Linked DNA regions of Mus musculus: all the other regions are linked to region 1. Evidence: chromatin loops called from intact Hi-C (ENCODE). Cell type or tissue: heart. All regions are shown on one strand. Each heading gives the region's core, and the rest is flanking DNA. Links, peaks and the distances in the headings are about the cores only. Region 1 has its middle 32 kb from the start of Cpped1. Region 2 overlaps Snx29 (sorting nexin 29). Region 3 overlaps Snx29 (sorting nexin 29). Region 4 overlaps Snx29 (sorting nexin 29).

The links. Peaks named below come from ENCODE experiments on the same cell type or tissue, not always from the same donor. Only the 100,000 strongest peaks of a DNase experiment are listed, where the experiment ranks them.
Region 2: it touches region 1 in a loop (3-fold over the local background); 4 of 42 quality-filtered maps call a loop at or near these places.
Region 3: it touches region 1 in a loop (2.7-fold over the local background); 8 of 42 quality-filtered maps call a loop at or near these places.
Region 4: a loop joins it to region 1, with 9 times the contacts of the local background. A loop is called at or near these places in 8 of 42 quality-filtered maps.

Annotation. Positions count from the first base shown.
Region 1 is chr16:11,937,889-11,944,112 of GRCm38, forward strand. No RefSeq gene overlaps it. Among named protein-coding and RNA genes, the nearest start is that of Cpped1, 32 kb to the left of the region's middle. In heart, for the core only: a CTCF peak has its summit at 2,793; no DNase peak of the experiment used is centred there.
Region 2 is chr16:11,576,315-11,582,538 of GRCm38, forward strand. All of the region lies in intron 15 of Snx29 (sorting nexin 29), which reads left to right. Among named protein-coding and RNA genes, the nearest start is that of Gm32100, 4.3 kb to the right of the region's middle. In heart, for the core only: a CTCF peak has its summit at 3,455 (motif pointing right); a DNase peak (open chromatin) is centred at 3,507; H3K27ac peaks cover 2,555 bases.
Region 3 is chr16:11,465,457-11,471,680 of GRCm38, forward strand. The region is part of intron 13 of Snx29 (sorting nexin 29); the gene reads left to right. Among named protein-coding and RNA genes, the nearest start is that of Gm32100, 120 kb to the right of the region's middle. In heart, for the core only: a CTCF peak has its summit at 3,469 (motif pointing right); a DNase peak (open chromatin) is centred at 3,535; H3K27ac peaks cover 473 bases.
Region 4 is chr16:11,420,302-11,426,525 of GRCm38, forward strand. Snx29 (sorting nexin 29) reads left to right here. Exons shown (of 21, transcript NM_028964.4): 11 at 403-482. Among named protein-coding and RNA genes, the nearest start is that of Snx29, 100 kb to the left of the region's middle. In heart, for the core only: CTCF peaks have their summits at 3,150, 3,471 (motif pointing right) and 3,799 (motif pointing right); no DNase peak of the experiment used is centred there; H3K27ac peaks cover 1,610 bases.

The DNA of each region.
Region 1 (6,224 bases), core at 486-5,485:
CAGGCGCTACAGATTGAATTCATGTCTTCATGCTTGTTTAGCAAGCATTGATCCAATGAGTCTTCTCCAGCTCCCTGGATATCACCTTCCTTAATTTCTTTGCCCTATCTGCAAACCACCTTTATTATATTTCACTGGCTTTCTCACTTTTGTTTCTCTCAAACATTTGTTTAGGATTAAAAAAAAAAAAACTCAGTGCTCACTGTCTGTAAAATTGCTATCTCTGTGGTATGGGTACACTGGGAGGGAAAAGGAATTGTAATGTATGTCAGCAGGTTCTGCTCTCTGCTAATGCTAAGGGTGAGGCTGGGGGTTTTGATGAAGGAGCCAAAGTGCTATGGGGTTGATGGGTAATGGATGCCAAGGGGTGTTTTTCTTTTAGAATGAAGTGAATTCTACAAGGGAAATTAAAGTCTAGATGTGAAAGACTCAACTGTGTCAAATCCCTATGAGATGCAACTTATGGGAAGGAGGGTTTAGTTTGGCTCAGTGTTTCACGGATGTTGGTCTATAAGATGAATGGCTCTCTTTTGCTGGTCTGTGGTGAGGACAAGGAATCATGACGGGGGGAAAACAAAAACAAAACAAAACAAAACAAAACAAAACAAAACAGAGTAAAGTTTCTACTTGGTGGTGACCAGGACTCAGAGAGGATTCTAGAGCTGGTGGGCTTCTCCATCTCTCCTTTCTTACTCTGTCTGAGCCCCCAGTATGGGGTGGTGTCGTCCTCATTCAGGGTGACTCTTTCCCTAGAAGCATTGCTCAATCCAGACTAGTTGACAATCCAGATGAACCATTTCAGAGCCCCTTTGTGGACTTTGAAGTGCACACACACATGTGCATACACACATGAACTCACACACAGGAACCTGTCAAAGCCCCTGAGACCTCTATACTGTACTACTTCAGCCTTTTGAGTTTTATATGTCATTATAGTTATGTCAGATGTCAGCACTCAGCATGGTGAAGGACACTCAGAACTTTCTGTGCTATTTCTGGAGCAGCTTCCCACTGGCCCACATGACTTCAAAGTAAGGAGATGATACCACTGCCCTCACCCTCCCACCCTGTGTAATCTGCATCTGCTCATTACCTAAAACCAGCCTGCATACAGTTGCTTGCCTTGCACAAAACCAAGCTTGTCAATTTTCAGATATAAACTCGGAAAGACTTACTTATTGGACTCTTTAACAATGGGATGATAAAAGGCAAGAGAGCTATGGTCAGGGTCTGGCATCTCAGATTTGAATCTCATACTCATTTTGCCAGTACAGAGATATTGAATAGCCTTGGCTTCTCAGGGGCTCAGTGGTGGCTTAGAAAGCGAGTTAGCATGAGAATGAGATGAGACATTTTCCATGGGACTGGTTATGGTGAAGCAGTATACTCTGTGCTCAATAACTACTCTATGTGCTCAATAACTGCTCTATGTGCTCAATAACTGCTCTATGTGCTCAATAAATACTCTATGTGCTCAATAACTGCTCTATGTGCTCAATAACTGCTCTATGTGCTCAATAACTGCTCTATGTGCTCAATAACTGCTCTATGTGCTCAATAACTGCTCTATGTGCTCAATAAATACTCTATGTGCTCAATAACTATTCTATGGGCTCAAAAACTACTCTATGTGCTCAATAACTGCTCTATGTGCTCAATAACTGCTCTATGTGCTCAATAACTACTCTATGTGCTCAATAACTGCTCTATGTGCTCAATAAATACTCTATGTGCTCAATAACTGCTCTATGTGCTCAATAACTGCTCTATGTGCTCAATAACTGCTCTATGTGCTCAATAAATACTCTATGTGCTCAATAACTATTCTATGGGCTCAAAAACTACTCTATGTGCTCAATAACTGCTCTATGTGCTCAATAACTGCTCTATGTGCTCAATAACTGCTCTATGTGCTCAATAACTACTCTATGTGCTCAATAACTACTCTATGTGCTCAATAACTACTCTATGTGCTCAATAACTATTCTATGTGCTCAATAACTGCTCTATGTGCTCAATAACTGCTCTATGTGCTCAATAACTGCTCTATGTGCTCAATAGCTACTGGTCTCATTTTCTACATCTTTTTTTTCCATCCTTCTTCCTCTTTTGCATCATCGCCATCCTCCTAGTAGACTGAATTGCCCCTCTATAATCAAGTGCTCACTTGGCACCTTGACTGTGATCTTGTTTGGAAACAGGTACTTTGAAGATGTGAACACATTAAAGGGAGGCCTGGAGGGAGGGTGGTGCCTATGTTACAACAGAGGAAAGTGAGGGGGTAGGGGTACAGAGGAGGAGGACAGCAAACATTGATTGGTGTTATTGCCCTAATAGAAGAGAGATAACTAGAAAGAAGGAAACAGCTAAGACCCAGAAAGCAGTTCTCCTGAGACTGATTCTGCCAATGCCTTGGGCTTAGCTCACTGTGAGCCTTCAGAAATAAATTTCTGTTGTTTATACACCCAGCTTATGATATCTTATGACAGCACCCTGAATAGACTGAGACATTCAGAGGGTAATTGACTATGGCTGCACATCATGGAATTAAGTTAATGTCATTTCTGGGATTTTAACTAAGTTTCCTTCATTGCCTCATCTTTGAAATACTACCATTATTAGATCATGAAACTTTAATGGTTATGACCTTAGAGCCCCTATGCTCCAAATCTTTCCTGAAAGAACTGAGGTTCAAAGAGAAGTGACCTCTTCACTTACAATGCAAACTACAAAAATTTTACACCCAACCACCAGCAGCACATGTAAAATAATGGATGCTGCTGCTCCTAGTGGCAGAGATTGGCATTACAAGCCAACACACCACATGCACTCCCATTATTTTTAATAGATGAAGATAACTCATTTTAAAATATAGGCAATCCTCAAGGTGGATTTCTTAAGAGAAATAATACACCACAGACTACATAACTTCTCTGAGGGAAAGTAAGGTTAATTCTTTAATATATTAGATTTAAGTTTATGATTAGTATAACTTGGCTTTGGAACATTAATCACCAAGGGGAACACATCTCTTTCAGCTAATTATATACACATAATGTATATTTTGTTGGGTTAATGCAATATTATTGCACATTTACAGCTAATAATTTTCTACTGGATTTTAATGCACTGTAAAATAAACTTAAATAAACCAAAAGTAATATATACCCCAACAAAAACTTTTTAAAACTCACTTTCAATACATATGCATGAAACACATTTAGAGTTTTTCCCCCGAAGATATAATTACAGTTTTGAGATGTATTTTATATACCCACATAGCTTATGCACCAGCAAAAATAATAGTAACCCAGAACAACTATTTTTAATATGTCTCAATGGGGAATTTTGGCTGTTTTTCATCTTGCCCTGAACTTCTTAGCCAAAACTCATATATATTCAGCAATATGGGGATTAGAAAACAGAGTACTCAAACTCCCAGGCTTAGAGGTGCAGTTAATTGAGACATGTCTTCAAGTGATATCTTCAAGCAGTCTTTGGGAACTCTGTGGGGATAGGACAGATTTAAGGACCCACTTTTCTGGACAATCAGAAAGTATTCATTATCTTTGGCACCTCAGCTGCAGACAGGATTACCATAGCTTGTGCCACATGCTTGGCAAATGTCATTGGAGACAAGCACAGATCTATCTGTGCCCTGTCTTCCTCCCAGCAGCAGCAGGAAAATGTTCTTAGCCGAAAGGGAAGGACACCCAATATCTCTGTTAGACAACCACTTTGTTGTCGTTGTTGTTGTTGTTGGTGGTGGTAGTGGTAGTGGTATGTGTCCTCCACATGCATATGTACATACACACATAGGAGAGAGAGAGAGAGAGAGAGAGAGAGAGAGAGAGAGAGAGAGAGAGAGAGAGAGAGAGAGAGAAAGAGAGCCAGAGGAGAGAGGGGGTAGGGGAGGGAGATTAAACATTAAAATGACTCCTACATTCCTTTCTCTGGGATTATGTATACAAGGAAAATACTTTGGCCTTGCTCAAACATGGCTCACTATTCAAATTTCTTCATTTCACTCTAGGCTATAGATCGAACCATAATGTCAAACTACCACCTTTAAAAAAATCACTTAAAAGCAGCACATTCATTTATTTAGTGTGTTATAGGACAAAACATTTATGTTTTTTTGTGTGGCTCTGAAGATTGACTGGAGGGCCTTGTGCACACCAGACCAACTCCTACCATGAGCTGCAGCCCCACCCTAAACTCTTAATGCTTATTTTGTTCACTGTTACTAAGACAGAATCTGCACACCATCTTTATGTAGGAGACAGTAGAGCCCTTTTCTTGCCTTCTCTTTCTCTGTTCCACCTTAGCTTGTTGCTGTGAAATGAATTTTGAATAATATGATGAAGAAATCAGTATTTGACAGAAACTGAGAGCAACACCAGTTGTCTCGGGAATCAGTTTGTTACATATTTGCTTTGAACAAACTCTATTTTTATGAGCATTGTTGCTTTAAATACCTCGATTCATCTTTTCATGTGAAGTTGATGTTGATAGTCATTTTAGGACTTTTCATTTAAAAGCAATGGCAGATTGAGATGCATTTTGGTATAGCAATGCTAGCATAGAGTTTGGAGACAGGAAACCCCTAAGAGTATCTGTTGATAGAAGTATATTTCATTGTCATATAAATGAAAAATAGAAGAAAGTAGTGTGGGGCAAGGATGGCAACATGACTGAGGACAGGCTCAGGCTCTTTCTCATTCCTTATAAACTTCCATCTCATTGTTCAAAATGGTGCCATTGCTCCAGCCTGCAGGAAGGTCAAAGGGAAAATGAACAAACAGAATGTGTAGGTGCCACCACACATGAAGGTGTTTCAGAAACTGTTAGAGGTTGCTCTCCTTTAGGATTTAATGCATGGTCATGGTTCTGTAGGTGAGTGGAACTGACAGAATGAATCTATCATGTCTGTCTATCTATCTATCTATCTATCTATCTATCTATCTATCTATCTATCCATCTATCCATCTATCATCTATCCATTTACCACCTATCTATCCATCTATTCATCTATCTATCTATCTATCTATCTATCTATCTATCTATCTATCTATCTATCTATCTATTCATCTATCATCTATCCGTCTACCATCTATTATCTATCTATCTATCTATCTATCTATCTATCTATCTATCCATCATCTATCCATTTACCATCTATCTATCCATCTATTCATCTATCATCTATCCATCTACCATCTATCTATCCATTTATCTATCTCTATCATTTATCAATCATCTATCATCTCTCTATCATTTACCTATTATCTATCTATCAATCTATCATATATCTACAACTGCAAATGCCCTAATAATTTTAGAATAGATGGAACTGTCCCTTGAGGGACATTCATTTAATATCTCAAAATTTAAATATTAAACCACCGATATTCTCTTAATTGATATTACAACACACGACTGAAAAAAAAAAAACAAGGAAAGAAAACACAAATATTTGTACGAACACATTCTTGACTAACTATGACAAAACACTCCTGTTGATTATAATCCTCTTTTCTGTAACTGGCCATATGGCCTGAGCTAGTGTTTAGAACCACCTCCCTACTACCCATCCTCTATTTTCTCCACCCTTAACAAGCACCTCAGGTCTTTAGTGTTTTCTTGAAGTTGTGACCCATCCTTTTATTCCTGAAAGGTCTGTGCCCTTTGTTGTCCTGCCTGGATTAGGCTGTTGTAGTTTTCCATTGACTTTAATCACAGGACATGGTACCACCAAGAGACACCCTAAAGAATCTCCTGCACATTATTTTTTTTTACCTCTATTGTGGAGAAGCAATTCCAGTTCCCCATGGTAATTTAGATTAAATCATCCCTCCTAATACTGTTATTCCTTCCTTAGCCTGTTGCCTTAATGTCATCAGAAGCCCAAAGTGGCTAGTGGGAATTCTGAGCTTCCAGTTCAGTGAAATGTTTGTTGTGTCTCCTGGTAAGAGTGCTCCCTGCTCTGAAACCAAAGTTTCTAGGCAAGCAGAACTTAATTAAGATCATGGGAACAGCAAGCACATTTTCCCTAGTGGGTCATTAGTCATGATGGTATGAAGAACCATTTCATTCCCACTCCTTGATTCCTGGACCCATGGGTTCTGGCTTTGGAAGAAACTATATCATATATTGGACACTTTTTCAAAGCAGCTTCTGAACAGCCCCGCCCTAGCTCTCCATGCTGCAGCTCTTTAATTGGT
Region 2 (6,224 bases), core at 593-5,592, 360 kb before region 1:
AAGTTGCCCTTCCCAGGTATTTTGTCATAGGTGACAGATTTATAAAGGGAGGGCTGTGGCAGTTGTAGGGTGATCCAGCAGGAGAACACATGGGGGATGTAGCATCTGACTCTCTGGTGTGTTCTTTAGCCTATAGCTCCAGGCAGTAAGCTGAGATGTCATGCCCATGGCTTATGCCCACCAAAGAGTTACCTAAAGAAGGTCCAGTGCTCTGTGGTTACTGATCACAGCTTTGCAAAGTCAATTGGTTTGCTAGATTTCTCAGCAAGGAAGAAGCAGGAAACCATGTTACAAACCTATAACCTCTGCTTGTGCTCTGGGAACCGGAGCTCACTGAAGGAAAAGGGGTCATGTGACAGAACAGAAGGGACACTCACTGATGGCATTCTAGAGTGAGATGCGGGGGGACTTAGTACATTGTATGACAAGCAGTGGCAGCTAATGGATTCTGTGCAGCATTAGTGTTTGAGATGGGCCTAGAGGAGGATGAGGAGGGGGAGGGATGACATTGCAATGCCTAGCTCTAGAAGAAGGTGACAATCTGTCTAACAGATATTTTGTGTTATTTTATGCTCCAGTGACCTGGAGCTCCTTGGGGTTAATGTGGACAGAGCTTTTCTGGCCATGAGTCTGTTAAGTACCTCAGCTTCAGCATGCAGTTGGTGCTCCATAAACACATACCAACAACAGTCTACTAAGTGAATTTAGGTACCCTGTGAAATATGTGTAGGGTGTTAAATGTGGAGCCCCAGATTAGGCTGATAGAGAAGTCCCAAATGTGGCCTCTGATGGCAGGGATTAGATGTCTAATAGGAGCGCATGGCTCAGGAGAGAGCACTTGCCTGGTGTGGTTGAAGCCCCAGGTTCAATCCCCAGCATGACAAATAAAAAGCAAAAAGAAAGACAAAAGACTTCAGCTCTGTAGAGGAGGTAGGCTCTCTTTTGATGCTCAGGGTTGAGGGAAGCTAAGCTTAGGGCCCAGAGCAGCAGGCTCTTACACAGCTTTATGAGCACTGTCTTAGCAGCCAGCCTGTGCCTCCTCTTCTGTCCTGTCTTCTGGCCTTCCATGCCCATGAGCCTTTGATAGAGCTGGCAGTGGTAAAGAAGAAGTCCTGATGCTCCTTCAGTGGCCTTTACTCCTCTAGATGGAGTTCTGTTTTCTTCACTGCATAGTGGCTTTAGTGGCAAAGCCATCAAATTTCTTAGATGTAGAGAGAGCAGGCATTCATTATCCCAAGACCAGGCCAAAGATTAAGGAGGTGGTGATCCTGGGGAGGCTTCAGGGAAGAGTCATGCACTGTCTGGAGCAAGGCTTTAAGGCAGCTCAGCAGAGGTTAGCACCTCACTACAGCTGTTTTGCATGGCTCCTCCCTCCTCCTTTGGACTTCCAGTAACCGTGCTCACAATTTTCTTTGTAAACCTTCCCCTCTCTCTTGAAGATCTGAAACTTCAGATTTTTTTTCTCACTAGAGGTTTTGAAGTTCAAAGACATTGGATACATCTAAGACTCTTACTTCTTTCTCTCTTTTAAGTAATTCCTGTGGTTTCACCGAATCTCCCTAGAGTTGGCCAGTCCATTTTGGCTTCCAGGAAATGTAAGATGTGGGCAGCATTCAGATTTTGATCCTTCTTCTTCTTGACATTGAATTCTGGAGTTTGGTGGCTTGGAGGACACTTGATGCCACAAAGTCAGAGGAGTTCTGATCTACCACTTCCTGTTGGGCCTCACTAAGCCTCAGGCTCTCAGTGGAGTGTGACCAGTTGCCCTCCTTGAGCTCTACTCTGGGACTTTAGCAGAGCCTGGTTAGGGCAAGAAGAAGCTCTGTGTCCTTCTCATCGTGGCCTGTGTCTTGGTAGAGCAGAAGTTCCAAGCACTCTGCCCTCCTTTTCTTCATGGATCCTGAGGTATGCAGGAGTGCAGCCTCTGTTCAGCAGCCAGCAGCAGTGAGCACTGATTCCTCAGCTCATCTTAGTCCCTGGAGATGCTGTGCTGCTCCTGGGTTGCCAGCACTCTTCTGCTTGTAGCTCCTCATCTGAGCCATGTGCTTTCTCCTTCCTCATAGCAGATAAGGGATTCTCTTTGTCTCATTTGGGTATAATGTAATACACTTGTGATCCTAGCACCTGGGAGGCGGAGGCAGGAGGATCCTGAGTTTGAGGCCAACCTGGGTTGTATAGTTGAGACTCTGTCTAAAAAATCCAACCAGAGATGGAGGAGGCTGCTCAGATGCCTAAGTGTTGGTTTTGTCTTTGTGGCGGCCTGGAATCTGGGCCTGCCTCTGACCGGGAGTCTGGAGTACTTAGGAAGGAGTAGGCGAACTTCCACAGAGACACACTTGGAAGATGATCCAAGGCTCTTCTTTTGGACAACAGATAAAAATATTGGTAATTATAGTGGCTGATTTCAGCTCCTCAGCCCTCCAGTATTTTGAGTCTCTGTTAGGTTTCTCCCTTTATGCAGGAAGAAGCTTCCTGAAGCCAGAGTCGCCTGGTCTTGATGGAAGAGGTTCAGGGCTGTTCTGTTGGTGCTGGGCACACCTTGGGAGGGATCAGGGCTGTTGTGAGCACCAGATAAGCTGGCCTTTGTTTTACTTGAAAAGCCTGCTGCTTGAGGGTAGAGCGACAAACTTCAGAGAGCAGACAGCTGATGTGACTGAGGAGACCAAGGTTTGCCAGCCTTGTACCGAAGTCTCTTCTGGCTACAGTGACTCACCTGTACCTCAAGGCATCTGAAGACCACTGATGTGTGTGTTAGTAAACTCTTGCTGCTGCCTTCAGCCTCATTTCTCACCTTACCTAGAACTTGTTTCATCTTTCAGAAGCACATCTTTGCATGGGGGTTGGGGCAAGCTGTCTAACTTGACAACTAACTTGATTCCTTTTTTCTGTCTTCTATCCTTGACTCATCTTTCCTTGTTAACTTTACACACACACACACACACACACACACACACACACACACACACACACACAAGGCGGGTTTATTGGGAAGCTTCTCTCAGCCAGGAGAGTTCACTGGACCCAAGGACTGAGGTTGGGAAGTTGCCATGAGGAAAGTGGGGGAGGGAGTGGGTCAGAGAGAGAGAGAGAAAGAAAGAGAAAAAGGGCATGCACACAGAGAGAGGAGATGAAGAGAGAGAGTAACTTATTTTCTTCACCTTTAAGATCTCATCTGAAGAGGGTGTGGTGGAAGGTGCCTGTAATTCTAGCACCTAGCAGGCTGGGGCAGGGGCAGGGGCAGGGGCAGGGGCAGGGGCATTATAAGGTTGAGGCTCGCTTGGGCCACTTCTCTGCTCTTCTACAAACTGGGTTCGGTCCCCAGGTGTCCTCAGCATCCTTTGTATCCTACATCCTGATCCTGATAGGGCAGCTTTCTCTGTACTTGCCTTGACTGTGTTCTCATTTTGCCCTTTCCCCAAGTCTGCTCTGCTGCAAGCCCAGCAGATGGCAGTAGACGTGCCCCAATCATCACCATTCTAGCTGTTCTAGCCCTAGCATCCAGCAGGACCCCTGGCATCTGACTGGTAACCCATTTAAACAGCATTTTCGATGAAGACCACAGGGAAGCTAGATCAAACTGGCTGAGGCAGACACAATACATTTATTTACTAAGTCCTATTTCAGTTTTCTCCTTGGGACCATGTGACTTGCTCAGGCTACTGGGGTATAAATAGAACTGCTGTGCGGTCCAGGCTGGGGGAGAGATCAACTGGAGAACGAACATTTCCTGGTTCTTGTTTTCCTTGCAGGGTACCTGTGAGCCATGGATTCTGTGTGGCCCAGCCACAAGAGGGCCCGAGTCTGGGTCCCCAGGCTGCTACTTAGAAGGCAGCCTTGCTGTTTTGCTGCTGGGCCCACTGTAATCTTTGTAAAAAGGAGGAGTGGGATTTTTATCTGTTTAGCCAGGGAACTATTGGGGTACTTGTTGCTGTCCTGCTTATCTTCAGTCCAGGACAGTCTGATTTTAGGCATGGGTAATTCCCCTTCTGTTCATAGATGGCTGTGATTCCCCTGAGCAAATCTTTTCTTCCAAGTTCACATTCAGAGAAGACAAGGCTTTGCTTCTTTTATTCCTGGCCAAAGCTTTGAATTTATGCTGGCAACCCAGCTGAGCCTCCGCTCTTGCTCTTCATCTGATCACAGGGTCTTGCTTCTGCACTGAGACAGCGGAGAGCCCTGGTCAGATGTGGGGAACGGAGAATAGGGAATGGGATGTACTTCGAGGGGAAGGAAGGATGCCATGGAGACTCCAGCTTACGTTAGCTCACAGCGAACAAGTAGTGAACAGATGAGCGCTTAGCGGTGAACAGACCTTCTCCCTTGTTTTTGGGACTCTGCTCTACCAGCTGAGTACTCTTCATCCAAGGGTCAGTGAGTGCAGAGACGGGGGCGAGGGCAGTATTTGAGACCTTGCCATGGAGGGGAAGGTGTGCAGGTCCTTTGCCTGTCAGCTTGGGTGGGCTAGGGCAATTGGGCTGCAGGAAGAACATGTGCAAGTTTGGCAACCTGGCAGAGATACTTAGCAGTGAGACAGGGATGACACTTCAGTTCCTCACTAGCAGCGATGTCTGTCTCTAACATTACCTTTTAGTCAGCATACAGAGCTGTGTTTTATCACACCGTTGTCAGAGGTGTGTGTCACTACCTCGCACACAGTCACTCCTCCAGACTGTTCCTCTGTGCAGCTTTCCTCTCATCTGTTTGTAAGGCTGTAGATATGATAATGTTTCTTTTCTGAACACATGTGCGTGTGCATGTGAATGCGTGTGAAGCCAGACGACAACTTCCTGTGCCATCTACCTCCATTGAGACCTGGTCTCTCACTGGCTTGGAGGTCACCAATAGGTTAGACTGGCTGGCTCTGGGACACCCCTCCCCCATTCTATCCTCTCCAACCCAGGGCTTACAAGCATTGCCTGGAGTTTCCCAGAGGGCTCAGGGATCACACTCGGCACTGCATGCTTGCAGGGAGTGCATAGACTTTCCTGACTGAGCCATCTTCCCAGACTTGGTTAATACTTTTCTATTTTCTTTTCTTCTTCCTGAAGATGGTATGGTGGGAAGTTCTCCCTTTGCATTCTCTTCTCTCTGCTTTAGTCCTCCCCAACACAGGCCAGTGGGGACTATGTCCCCCACTACTTCCTGGCTGTTCTCTGCCACTTGATAGAATTTTTTTTTCTAGACCCAGCCAACTGTTTGCTTCTAAGGAAATCTTCTTAGGAAGATTTCATCTGTCAGACAAAGCTGGTGATGTCAGAGCAGGATGGCTGCTCTCTCTGGGTCCTAAGAGCCGTGTGGAGGTTTCTGCTTGCAGAGTTGGCAGGGTTTGGCTTGGGAAATGTCTAGGAAAGTGTGGCCTCAGGGTACCTGTCACTTCAGAAGTGGCCCTTGATGTGTGATCCTCAGACTTAGGCTTGGCTTCTGATAGCGCAGTGCTTGTTTGTTTTATTGAAGGATCTAAAACCTTCTGACATCTGCTTGTCTCTCTTACCATGAGATTGGCACAAAGTGTCGCAGCATTGGTATTAGTTTATAAAGAGCAGAGAGTTGACGGACCATCCCAGATGTGTGTGTGTGTGTGTGTGTGTGTGTGTGTGTGTGTGTGTGAGAGAGAGAGAGAGAGAGAGAGAGAGAGAGTGACATGTGCAACAGTAGTACACATGTGTTCACCAGAAACCCACTCACCTCTAAATGAATGAATGAATGAATGAATGATCTAAGCATGAATTAAAAGTGATTGAGATCTCCTACTTGCCACCACCCCTCTTTTAATTTTTTGAGACAGGGGCTCACTATGTAGCCATGGCTGCCCTAGAGCTCACTATGTAAAGCATGCTGGCCTTGAACTAACAGAGATTCACTTGCCTCTGTTTCCCAAGATCAGGGATTAAAGGCATGCACCACTCACATGCCACTGAGATGCCCTGCTAAGTATGTACTATGTCAGCTGTCACAGTGGGTATGACATTTGAGCTTTATACCCATGAGCACAGTGGGCTTGGGAGGGGTGGAAACTAAGGTTTAGAGTGGTTGACTGGATTTCAGGGGTATAGCCATGGAGCAGTGTGGTAACCTTTGACCCAGTTCTGAGGTCCCACCACACCCCAGCTTATCCATGCATTTGGTTTTGTAAAGCTGTCACCATAAGATGTTTGAACTCTGCTTGGAGGTCAAGCTTCCTGAAGTGTGCCTGTCTTCCACCAGAAGACCTTTCTAAACTACGG
Region 3 (6,224 bases), core at 742-5,741, 470 kb before region 1:
ACAGGATTGAAGCATTCCAGAGGATAGGGGTAGAACCAACAGCTTAATCCTGATTTGGGTTGTGTGGCTCTTGAATTAGGCTCTATCTCCCCAAAAGATCTGTTGTCTGTGTTAGATGCCTATGATCAAGATGTGAGTGAAGTGTTTGTATAGGGCTGGAAATAAGGGGCCAGCTCTTGCCCAGGTCTGCACTGGTGGCAGAGTGTATCCATAGGTACCTCAGGCCTTTGCTACCTAGGGCTGTGAAGTGTCAGGTCTTAGCACAGGAGTCAGTGCTACAACGTTAGACGCACAGACCCTGTGGCACGGTGTTATGGCCAAAATGGTGGCTGATGAGTGAGCACATCTTCTGCCATAGTTGTTCCCTTGTAATTGCTAAGGTCACAGTGTCAGGAGGCCCCAGGCTGTGAAGAAGTAGCTGTTTCCTGGGTCACTGGCTGGGCCTCAGCCTGTGATTTGTGTTAATTTGTGTAAATTGAGGCTAATTTATCTTGATTCCTTTATCTACAGGAGGAATTACCTGCCACATAAGAGATGTGATTGGAAAGGTTGGATGGAGGATGCTGCAGGGCAGACAATTTCCCTCCTTACTAATGGGCATGTGACTTTGGCTTCTAGAGGAGCGTGACCCAGGCCAAGATGACTTTTCTTGGCTACCTAGCTACTTGGCTCCTCTCCCTCTCCCTCTCCCTCTCCCTCTCCCTCTCCCTCTCCCTCTCCCTCTTCCCTCTCCTCCCTCTCCTCCCTCTCCTCTCCTCTCCTCTCCTCTCCTCTCCTCTCCTCTCCTCTCCTCTCCTCTCCTCTCCTCTCCTCTCCTCTCCTCTCCTCTCCTCTCCTCTCCTCTCCTCTCCTCTCCTCTCCTCTCATCTTTCTCTCTTTCTCTCTTATACCTGGAGAGTACTGGATGCTTGGTATTGAAACTAGGGCCTGCTCTCTTCTAAGGAGGTATATCCCTAGCCCCCAGAATTTAATATTTTTTCCTCCTGCTTGACTTTTTGTTGAGGACTGTCTCAAGCACATTCAGATGAGCTGGCCAACCAAACCTCTGTGACCCTGTCTGTTGTAACTGCCTTTACCTAACTTGCCATTGCTCTGACTTTGCCTGCTTTTTGTTTGTTTTTGTTTTTTTTGGGGGGGGGGCAGGGCTAGAGAACCACATTAGTTATTTTTGCATTTCTTTAGCCAAATCCCTGACAGAGAGCTTAAAAGCAGAAAGGCGTATTTAGGTTCGGGGAATTGTTGTGTGGCAGAGAGGAGTGGCAAACCAGCTCTGTCTGCTCAGCAAAGCCTGTGGCAGCGGCCAAGAAGCAGAGAACAACTGGGCTCGAACTTTCAGAGGCTGCCCCTGAAAGTTCCCTTCCAGCATCCTGGCTCTTCCTCTTAAAGATTCCATAGCTTTCCCAAAACAGCACCACCAGCTGGAAATAAAAATTCAGAACATGAGCTTGTGGGGAACTCTGCAGGTTCGAACCTAAAGAACAACCAAAGTTGTTGCCTTTAAATTATTGGTGATACATGAATTTTGAGACATGGTTTCATTAAATAGCTCTGGTTGTCCTGAAAGTCATCATGTAGACCAAATTGTCTTTGAACTCACAGAGATGTGGCTGCCTCTGCCTGCTGAGTACTGGGATTAAAGGTGTGTACCAACAAGCCTTGCTGAATGAGAAATGTTTTATTATACTTATTTATTTGCAGGTGTACATGTCATACGTGCATATGTGGTGCATACGTGTATGGTGGTGCATGCATGTGTGGTTCATACATGTATGGTGGTGCATGCATGTGTGGTGCAAATGTAGAGATCAGAGGATAACTTCTTGGAATCAGTTTTTTTCTTCTACCATGTGCACCCCAAGGCTCTGGCTCAGGTCATCAGGCTTGGTGACAAGTATCCTAACCTACTGAGCCATCCTGCTAGCACAGTTACATATGAAAACTAGTCAGGGTTTAAGGAAGACCCTAATGAGTGGGGTGAAAATGGAGGCCAATGGTACAGTGCTTTCTTAGAATGTTTAAGGCTGTTTGCTGTCAAGGACGACGACTTTGAAAGAGGCTGCTGACTTCATCTTTGAGGCTGGAGTGTGTTCTTCCTGAGCCTCCTTTGTAGCTCCTCTCTGCTCGCTCTCTGTTTCCATAGTCTCCTACCCTATGGCAGCGCAGCAGTCCCAAGGCTCCTTCCTGCGGGTCGCATTTTGCTCTCAGTCTTTACAATGAACGTTTAAATGTGGCTTTGCAATTGTTTTAATGTGGTTTCATGTAGTCAGGCAGTGTGACCGAGAGACAGACAGAAGGCGAGCTGTCTGACTGTTGCCGTCTTGTCCTCCTGCCTCCTCAGCTTTGATTGGTGGCCATGGCTTCCTTCCTCCAGCTAAAAGCTTGAGCTGCCAGGAGAGCTCTTACTAGGGAATGTTCTAGCAAAGTGTCACACACAATTAGATATAAAAATATTTCTTATTTTTGCAGATTTTGACATAAATAATTGGAGATCCCTTCTTCTCTGCTTCCCCTTATAACAATTCAAAAAGCACCAGAATTCAGTATTTTTAATAGAAAATTTGACAGTGTGCTTACTGTATAATTGCTCACAAAGGGAGGGAAACCCTTCCACATTTGCTTCTGAGGATGAAGAGAGATCTTCCAGGTCTGGGTGGCTTTGTTAGAGCCAGCTGTCCTATTCCTTCTGAAATGGGAAGTGGCTTTCTGGTTCACACAAAGTCCCAAAACAGAGCAGAGTTGGTTCTAGCAGACTTTTCTTTACAGTTGTATCAGATATTTTTCTCCTTGCTGACCAGGGAAACAGCAGGTGTGCTCTAGTCCCTGGGTTTGGAGGGTCCCAGGCATCATGGCAGACAGGGTAAGACTGGATGTGCATGGCAGCGGGTAAGTCAGGGTCCAGGAAGTGTGGACAGCACCTGGACCTGCCCCCCTTTGGGCCTCTGCTGCCAGCTAGATCCTCCAGCTTTCAAGTTCCCAGCATTTCTACCTTGCACCACAGGCTGGGGAAAATGTAATCAAAACAAAGAGAGGCCGTGGAGACCTGCAGATTCTAATCATGACAGCAGCACTTACTGTGGTTATAGCTAACTTCATGTCCTGTTTATCTGGTTTAAAAACAAAGCAACCAAAAAAGCTCCTAGCTAGTTCCTGGTCGCTATTTCTTTATCCTCGGGGTGTGAACCCAGAGCCGAGCATGTCCCAGGCAAGCACATGGGGAGCTCATGAGTGTCGCTTGAGTGAGGCTTGTGCCCACCCTACCTCATACGTTCTCTGTGCTGCATGCCCTGCCCTCAGTCTCTCCTAGTCCAGCTCCTGTTGAGCCCACTCTCCACTTCCATCCCTGCCCTGGCTGATTGCGGCTTGTTGCACTATGCTAATCAGAAGCGAGAACTGAATCTCTGGAGGGAATGTGTTTGGTTCAAGGATTGTAATAGTGTAATTTTGTGGCTGTCTGTGCATGGAAATACAGCTTAGCCTGCCACTAGGGGGCAGCTCCGGCTAAGAGCCAGAAAATGTGTCCCTGAAAGCACAGGGATGAGGTGAACCCAGGACATGGTTATTAGCAGGTGAAGGAGACCTGCCTCAGCCACAGACCCGGACATCTGTTCGCGTGGGTGGTCAGCCCCATTCCTGGGCAGTGAGATGCTCATTAGAAAAGCCGAGGACTTGGGTGGGGTGGGGATGCGGGGACAGGTCGGCAGCAGAGTACGTGCTGCATACACATGAAGTATCCACATAGAAATCTGGATATAGTACCCATCTGTAATAGAGCTGAGATGCAGAGACAGGGGGATCCCTGGGACTGGCCAGCAAGTCTGGATGCACTGATGTACTCTGGACTCAGTGGGAGACTCTGTCCCTCCCTGACCCCACAAATAAGAAGGAAAAAGGACAAAGGAAAAAAAAAAGAATAGAAAAGAAGAAGAATAAAAAGAAAAAAAAAAAAGAAAGTTGTCAAATGGTTTAGTGGGTAAAAGTACTTACTGTACAAGCCGGGCTTGCAACATTAGGAAGGTTAAGAACCACTGCTCCAGTCTCCCCTGCTGGAGTATTACCAGTCCTGGATCACCTATCCTGGTGACTGTGCTGTGGTGAGGGGGCCCCTCTGTGAGGTGACCTGCTTCATTCCCATGCAACCCTATGGTCCCATTGCCTCACTTTCCCTCCCTGTTTCTTCAGGCCTCCAGCGTTATCAAGAAGCTCAGGGAAGCAAGATGTAGCACAGGTCCTGGCTGGGATCCCTGTGTGTAGGGACAGCCTGGCTGTCTCCCATGCTAGTTAGAGAAAGCTGCCAGTCTTTGAGGCAGGCTGACTCAGGCCTTTGTGATCATTGACTACCTGCCCAGGTGATCAGTTTCTTCCAGAAGTCACTCTCTACCTAGTCCACAAAGGAGCAGAGCCCGTGCGGAGGCCCCTCTGGGAGTTAGAAGTTTGCTTGTGGCTTTCTCAGGCCCCAGAGCTGATAATGTGGGTAAAACCCAGAGGCCTTTAAGTGTTGTGGGGTGGCCCTCTAGGTGGGCTGTGCAGGTAAACCCTATTTCAGTCTGTTCTCCTTACTTGGGAGCTAGAGTGGACAGGTGGGGGGTGGGAGAGGGAGAGTGGACTTGGTGGGTGGATGGGGTGCTTTGGGATAGTCAGCAGGACAGGAATCCATCACTTTGTTTGTCTTCTATTGACTATTGTCACTTGGGTGCTAATGGCCTTTAGACTGCCCTATTTGGTGTCTGATCTCTTCTGCTTTGTGGAGAAAGCCATTAGGCAGGAAGCAAAGAGGCTTCCTGGTGTTTTAGGGCAGGAAGTAAGTAGTGCATTTATAACTGACCTCACACAGCAGTGTGAAATCACAGGTAGGTTTAGGATGAGGACATGAGCGGGTTATACTCAGGTGCTCTGGTGTTGGGATGGAACCTGGGACCTTATGCATGCTAGGCAAGCCCTGTACCCGAGTCACACCCCCAGGTCTCCCTTAACTTCTTTTGCTGCTGAGGAGCCACTGCTGGCCAGGGCTGGCCAGGCCTTTTCTGTCAGGACAGTCTGTGTTCTCTCACATAAACCCTGCCTCCCTTAAATTGCCTTTGTCTGTTCTTTAGTCACAGTGATGAGAAAAGTAAGCAGCTTACCAGACTTGCTCATTGTGTGAGCTAGGAAGTGAAGATCCAGGGTCTGACTCCTGTCACTGACTGTATCCCTTGTCTCAAGGCTTCACTGCTCTCTGGCCTGTATCTGGTGAAGAAGCAGCAGCACCCAGGGCTGTTCTCCAAAACGCCGTCAGTCGTCTCTGGTTAGCTGTATGTGTCCTTTCTCCTTGTTCTGAGAGTAGGTCGTGACTGTCTTTCAAGAGCCAGCTGTAATATCACACCACCTCTGAGAAGCCTCCAGGATTGGCCCTGGTGCTTCACTCTCTGGGCTGAGAATGGTGGTACCTGTGGTACTGCTCTCAGTCCGTGTTAAATGTGAGTTCTCTGATGTACAAGTGAGAGCCACCTCAGTGGACTGCTTGTCCTCGTGCCAGAGATGTGACCTCCCAGATGTTCTGCTGGAGTATTTTTATGTCCCTTGGTGGTACTGCAGACTCCTCTTAAATGTACACTGTGCCCAGCTGTGTGTTGGCTGTGGGCAGCAAGGTGGAAGAACATGGAGGGAAGGCAGTGTGTACTCCCTCACCGCCTGCTGTGTGAGCTTGGGGGTCTTTGTTTCTGTTTCCCTCATTTGTATTGGGGACATAGGGGGAAGATGGGCCTGGCTTTGCTGATTCCTGACACTCTTGCAATTGTGATAGTATTCTTATTGTTGGCTTGTTATGGCCTTGGGATGGATAGCTCCTTTGCCTGTGCACTCAAGTTGCTGCTGGTGGAGAGTGGTTAGAGTGGAGAATGAGATTCATAGCTTATGTTCCGCAGGGCAGCTCTAGAATGAACTGCAGGTAGAGGACACCTGACTAACAAAGGGCTTCCTTGGCTCCCAGCAATGGCTGGCATCTACACAGGTTTGTGAGACTCCCAGCCAAGCTAATCCTTTAGCTTAATGCCCCTCCCACCATCCAGGCGTACACAGCCTGTTGAGTCCTTCAGGGAGTTGGCTGAGTTCTGCCCCTGTCATCCTCAGAGATGGGGGCTCAGTGCACTGTGTATCTGACCACTTCTCCTAGCAGAGGCACAAACTGCTGCTGCCCATTAATGCCCCTGTGCTGAGCAGCCCCCTGAGGCTTGCCACGTCCTTCTCAA
Region 4 (6,224 bases), core at 769-5,768, 520 kb before region 1:
TTACATAATATGTGGGGCCCTTGTACTGGGAACATGGACCTGGAGACTATTCTAACTAGGGAAAGTGACAATACAAACCATAAGAATGTGACAAAGTAGACTACTGAAAGGACGTGTGTTCACGCGTGTGTACACGAGTTGGAAGAGGAAGGCAGTGGTTTCCTGTCTGACCCAGCTGCACACATGCCCACTGAGTGACTAACTCTTCCCTCGTGAGTGAGCGGCTTCCAGAGGGTGTTTGGATTGGTTTTGGAGTTACCAGTAAATTTCAGACATCTGCTGAGCAGCTTCATTGTTTTTCCAGTAGATTCCTGGGGAAACGTTTTGCCTGAGAGTGTTGTGAACACTGAAGTTGCATTTTGGGATGAGTGTAACTTCCTTCTGTCTACTTCCTCCCAGTAGGGAAGCCAGTTCTCCAGGCCAAGGAAGTCCTCTGAGCAGCTTGCTACCTTCTGCCTCAGTGCCTGAGTCCATGACAGTCCGTAAGTACTCTCAGAGGCTGGCATGTGTGCCAGCAGGGCACCTGTGCTTATCCTGTGCAGGTGTGGGCTTTGAAGTGAGCATGAAGTTAGTGAGTGTTTGCTTTCTGTGCACCTGATCGTGGTATCGCTGTAAGCTTCCAGACTATGGCCGGATTGTGGTGCATGGGGGTGAATCTGCTAAAGGATGCAAGGAACCTTCTGTGCCTTGCGGTTTCTAAGCTACCTTCTGTGTGCAGCCAGAGTAAGGCTGTCTTCTGACTTTCCTTGTGACTCTGGACAAATCAGTTTTGCTGATGACATATTCTAATGACAGGTGGTGCAAATCATTTCCAGCTTCAGAGGGAAGTATTAGGGACACGGCAATGAAGAGTGTGTGTGTGATGGCCCGCACCCACACCCACACCCACACCAGCAATTGTTTAACAAGATAGATGTTCAATGACTAGGTCAGTTGGGATTGGGGCCGGTGCCCTGACTGGGGTTGGCAGAGTGGGCTAGCATGAGACTCCATGGTCATCAGAGGCCAGGGCTCTTCCTTTTCCTGACTAGCTGTTGTCTTTGCTTTCTGAGCTCTGGCCATTTCGTTCCTACCCCTAATGGCAGGAAGGAGAGGGGCAGAGGGCAGGCTTTCTGTTTCCATATCACATTCAGAGATCAACACTTGGATAGTGTAAAAATTATGCCTTTTTTCCTCATCAGCCTTTGGGTAAAAATTAACATTTCCTTCAAACACCAAAGTACAACAAACCTTGAGCCCATAGTGGTGATGTCAGATGGAGAGTAACTTTATCCAGAGAAGTTCCAGGCCCCTTTAACATCACCCCAGGATGCCATTTCTGCTTGGAAATGCATTAGTTATCTGAGGTGACATAGAAACTTCCACACGGATCTCCTAGATCTCCAAGCCTGGACCTTTCTGTTTACGTGAACACTCTCCAGAGCCATGTTCCCTATGAGCTGAGGTTTCCCACAGTCCTCTGGCTGCAGAGCAGGAACTGCTAGTGTGAGTTCTGTTGCTGTGCAGGGCTGAACAGATACTTAGGTCTATGTGAGGACGACTTGTCTGTCACCTTCTCCTAGTGGCCAGGCATGGTTCCCAGAGCCCTTCTCAGCCTCTCTCCAGTGTGGGGTATGGAGCAGGTGAATTGGTTCTCTGGGGGCTGCCATGGATCTTGCCTCTGAGCCTCCCAAGCCATTTCCATCCCTGACAAAGCCACCAGCTTGGTCAGTTCCTTTCCCATGAGGACATTCTTGTGATACCTCTGAGCTGTGCCTGCAGCAGGGACTCAGCCCGTTTTATTTTCATTCATCTCTTTTTTTTAGAAATTAATCCTAGTTGTTTCTGGTCATCTTTGGCTTGAGACCTATCAGGAATTCCCAGCCAACCTTCTGAAGGAAAGGCCCACATTGGTGGGCCATTTGACTCTGGGTGTCTGGTAGTTATATGGGCTGTGCAGAACAGTTGTTTGTGAATGGGTGGGTGGGTTAGCCTTTGTTTTCAGGGGTGATTTCATGTGGGAAGGCTTTTCTTGTCCACTCTGCTCCTGCAAGATAAGGACCATGCCTCTTTCAGAAATGTGGGTGCCTCCACCCACCCCTGCTTTATCTGTGAGAGGGATAGGAAGGGCTGTCTGTGTAGCCCTACAGGATTAGTCTGATGTAACAGAGGATTGACACTGGGAAGCCTTGGCAAATGCTTCTTTTCCTGTGTGCTTGTGAGCATTGTCTCTGGCCTGGCTGACCCTTAACAGCTCCACTTCTTGGTTGTTCCAGCCGGGATTCCCTGCAACTTTCCTGATCCTCGTGTTCTCATTGTCAGCGGGATGGAGCCACCTGTTGAGTCTGTGTGCCTGTGGTGACTTGTTTGCTCTTGGTAGTTGCTGTGATGTCAAAGAAAGATGTCTTCATCCCCTGCTACAGTCTTGTGTGCTCAGTGGGTAGCAGTCGTTGATATAAGAGACCTTGATAGGGCAGTGTGGATAAGCAGCCTTGGCCTTGGCCTACAGCTTATATAAATAATGTTCCCAGTGCTGAGACTGGCGCATGCAAGGAAACACCCAACAACTGAGCTGCAGTCCCAGCCAAGTCTCCAGCTCTTCACACCTTGGTTCACATAAGTGAATGTGGTCACCAGCCTGGAAGGCAGCAGAACTCTGATGGTCTGGGCTGAGTTTGCAGGGTTTTGAAATGTCACCTTTCTTTGTAAAAGGCAAGTGCCACAGTCATATCTTCTTGTTGAGTGGCCAGCAGTGCTGACCTCAGCACAGACAGATAATGACGGCCACTCAGTATGCCCTGTGAATCCTGTGAATGCCAGTGAGTTTAGAGTAGTCACTGTATGCATGAACACACACACATATACACACACTGCACACTGAACTCATATGTGTGCACACACACAGAAAGTAAGGTCTAACAGGGGATGCTCAGTATGTGGAAAGCACTCTGAATGTTGGTACCTCACTAGCAGGCACTTAGGGTTGTGACTGGCTGTCTGCCTGTGGGAAAAGCCACCCAGACTGGATGCTTTCCCACTACTTAGTAGACATTTCTTTATGTTTATGTCAGCTTTACTTCATTCACCTCCTGTTTAACAGCCGAGTGTCTGTACATTTGAATTAATGTTTTTGTTGGAATATGTGATGTGAGCTGTGTTTAAGAAAGCACCTCTTTCCCTATTGATGGCTGGAAGTGGCACTGCAGCACCCTCACCACCAGGGGCCACTCTTTCCCTGTTGATGGCTGTAAGTGGCACTGCAGCACCCTCACCACCAGGGGCCACTCTTTCCCTGTTGATGGCTGTAAGTGGCACTGCAGCACCCTCACCACCAGGGGCCACTCTTTCCCTGTTGATGGCTGGAAGTGGCACTGCAGCACCCTCACCACCAGGGGCCACTCTTTCCCTGTTGATGGCTGTAAGTGGCACTGCAGCACCCTCACCACCAGGGGCCACTCTTTCCCTGTTGATGGCTGTAAGTGGCACTGCAGCACCCTCACCACCAGGGGCCACTCTTTCCCTGTTGATGGCTGTAAGTGGCACTGCAGCACCCTCACCACCAGGGGCCACTCTTTCCCTGTTGATGGCTGGAAGTGGCACTGCAGCACCCTCACCACCAGGGGCCACTCTTTCCCTGTTGATGGCTGTAAGTGGCACTGCAGCACCCTCACCACCAGGGGCCACTCTTTCCCTGTTGATGGCTGGAAGTGGCACTGCAGCACCCTCACCACCAGGGGCCACTCTTTCCCTGTTGATGGCTGGAAGTGGCACTGCAGCACCCTCACCACCAGGGGCCACTCTGGTGAAGCTCACTAGCTTCAAACCAAGGTTTGTGTTGGTGTTGGGCTAGCAATGGTGCTTGCTCCTCTGGTGGGTTTGTGAAGGTTAAACGCATATATACAAGAAACATACTCAGAAGAGTTGTACCTTACAATTTGAAAAGACAGATTGGAAAAATGTATCTCAGAGTTACACGTGTTAAGTGTTCAGTAACTTGTAGGTGAGACTGTTAGCACCCTTAAAGGATTCATTTACTGATTCCAAACACAGTGTCTAGGCCTCCAAATGGGTGGACATGGTTTTTGTTTTATGATGGCATCCCTACAATTACAAGCCTCTGAAGCCCCCTTTCCTGGATGTGTACCCTTAATCCTCTCTAGACGCTTAATCTTCTCAGTTGGGGTGATTTCAACCCCAAGGGGATATGTGGCCGTGCCAGGAGACCCTGGATCTCCCTGCCTGGCATGAGAATGCCTTCGGCAAAGCCTGACTGTGGTTATACCAGGGACAACAGGCTCTTTGTGCCCAGTAAGTATCCTTGTGGTGGACAGGGGTGCTGAATAGCTGCTGGAAAGCTTAAGAAAAGAACGGACCTATTGGAAATGATGAGACTCTAGGGACTGCTCATGACTCCTGTGGGTGTTTGCTGTCTCTTCAGCTCTGTCACCCTCGCTGTGAAGTGTGAAAGGCTGAGCACCTGCAGACCAGCCCAGAGCGGGTGGTCTGAGCACGAGGCTTCCTGACGCCATCTGTCTTTCTTGAGGCTGCAAATGTAGTGGGAATCCACCCGGTGGACACTCATTGCTGTGCCCCCCACCTTTGTAACTGCTGCCTCTCTCCACTCTTGAATTAGTTTCTGTATTTGGGAGTTGAGAACTGTAATGAGCCTTTTCCCCTGTTGTTGGTGGACAGTCCTTTAGCACCAGGTTGTGCCTCTGTCCTTGCTGTCTGTCCTCCCCTCCCCGTGCAAAGACCTTGGGGTTTTGCGTCTCAGTTGTGGGTGTCGAGTGCTGGTGCCTTATTTCAACAGTCAGGTGGGGTGGCAGAGGTGATGTGCACATAGCTTCCTGTAAGGCTGTCCCCACAGTGATGGCTTTGGAGGGGAGGAGGGGAGTCTGGTCTACTTTAGAAGGGCACATACTGCTAGCTAGAAACTGTTTCTCCCTTGCTATCATTGCTTAGCCACTGATACTTACATGGCTTTTGAGTCCTGACCACTGCCTTCCTTTTCTTTCCTGGGGTTCAGAGAAAGCGGGGAGACAAGCAACTCGAGTTGCTCATTTCTTTGTCACTTCTGATGTCAGGCCATGGAGGAGAGGGCAAGAGCAATGCCCCTCGCTGCTCACTTCGATGCTCACTGCCTCACTAAGCCTCAGTCTGTTTTTCTCTTGATATCATGTGACGGGAGTCTCAGTCGAGGTGAGGCAGGCTGGCTCATTGCCTAGCAACACTATTCCAAACACTGGACGTTTGAGAAATGAAACTAAGAAGCACTATGGCACTTGGAAGCCAATGGGAGGGCTCAGCATCTAGCCCAGGGCTTGGCTGAGGGTTCAATGATGAGATCTTTTTAGGATGAACAGTGACCATTAAACAGGTCACAGTCCAAGTCCTGTGTGACTTAGTCACACAGACTGTGCCTGGATACCGCAACAGAGATTGCTAACACTGGAGACTCGCTTTTCCTTCTGAATCTTGTTTCCTGGATGACAGCGACTGTCAGAAATTGGAAGCTTCCAGATATGATATAGGCACACCTCAGTTCTTCATAATTTGTTCATCCACTCCCCAAAAGTTTACTAAATGTCTGTCACATAGTGGGCACTGTTCTAGGTATGGGAGGAAGGGTGAGGCTTATAAACTCTGTGCCTCAATTTTCCCATCACTGAAATGCACAGGATGAGGTTCCTATAGCTGCTGTGAGGACTAAGAGTCACTCAGTGCTCAGCAGCACCCTCAGCTCTTGCAGTGTGGATCCTGACCACAGAGAGGTCAAAGACTGGAAGTGAGATGTGGCCGAATGGCAACTGGACAAGGAAGGGGTCAGAAGGAGTGACACAGGAGGGAAGGGGGTTATATGGGAGTGACACAGGATAGAAGGAGTCATATGGGAGTGACATGGCTGTTTTGTCACCCGTGGGCACTAACCGCCTTCTTGTCGCTTTCAGTCATCACACCTCTCTCAGGAGTGCATCCTGAGCAGGAAATCCTAGCAGAAGCCCTGAGGTTGTGCACTGTCACCCCAGCCCAGTGCCTGAAAGCGTGAACACCTTTGATCGGGTGCTGCAGCTGATACTGACACTAACACAGACATTCCTCACCCTCGATGCCAGGAGTGGGAGGGAGGAGGGGACAGACCTGTGTGGTGGAGTCCGTAGGGTGGCCTGAGTTGGAGGGATGGAAAGCTTTGTGCATGGGTGTGGTAGGGCTAAAGAAGCCTTTGGAGAGATGGGGATACTTGCCAA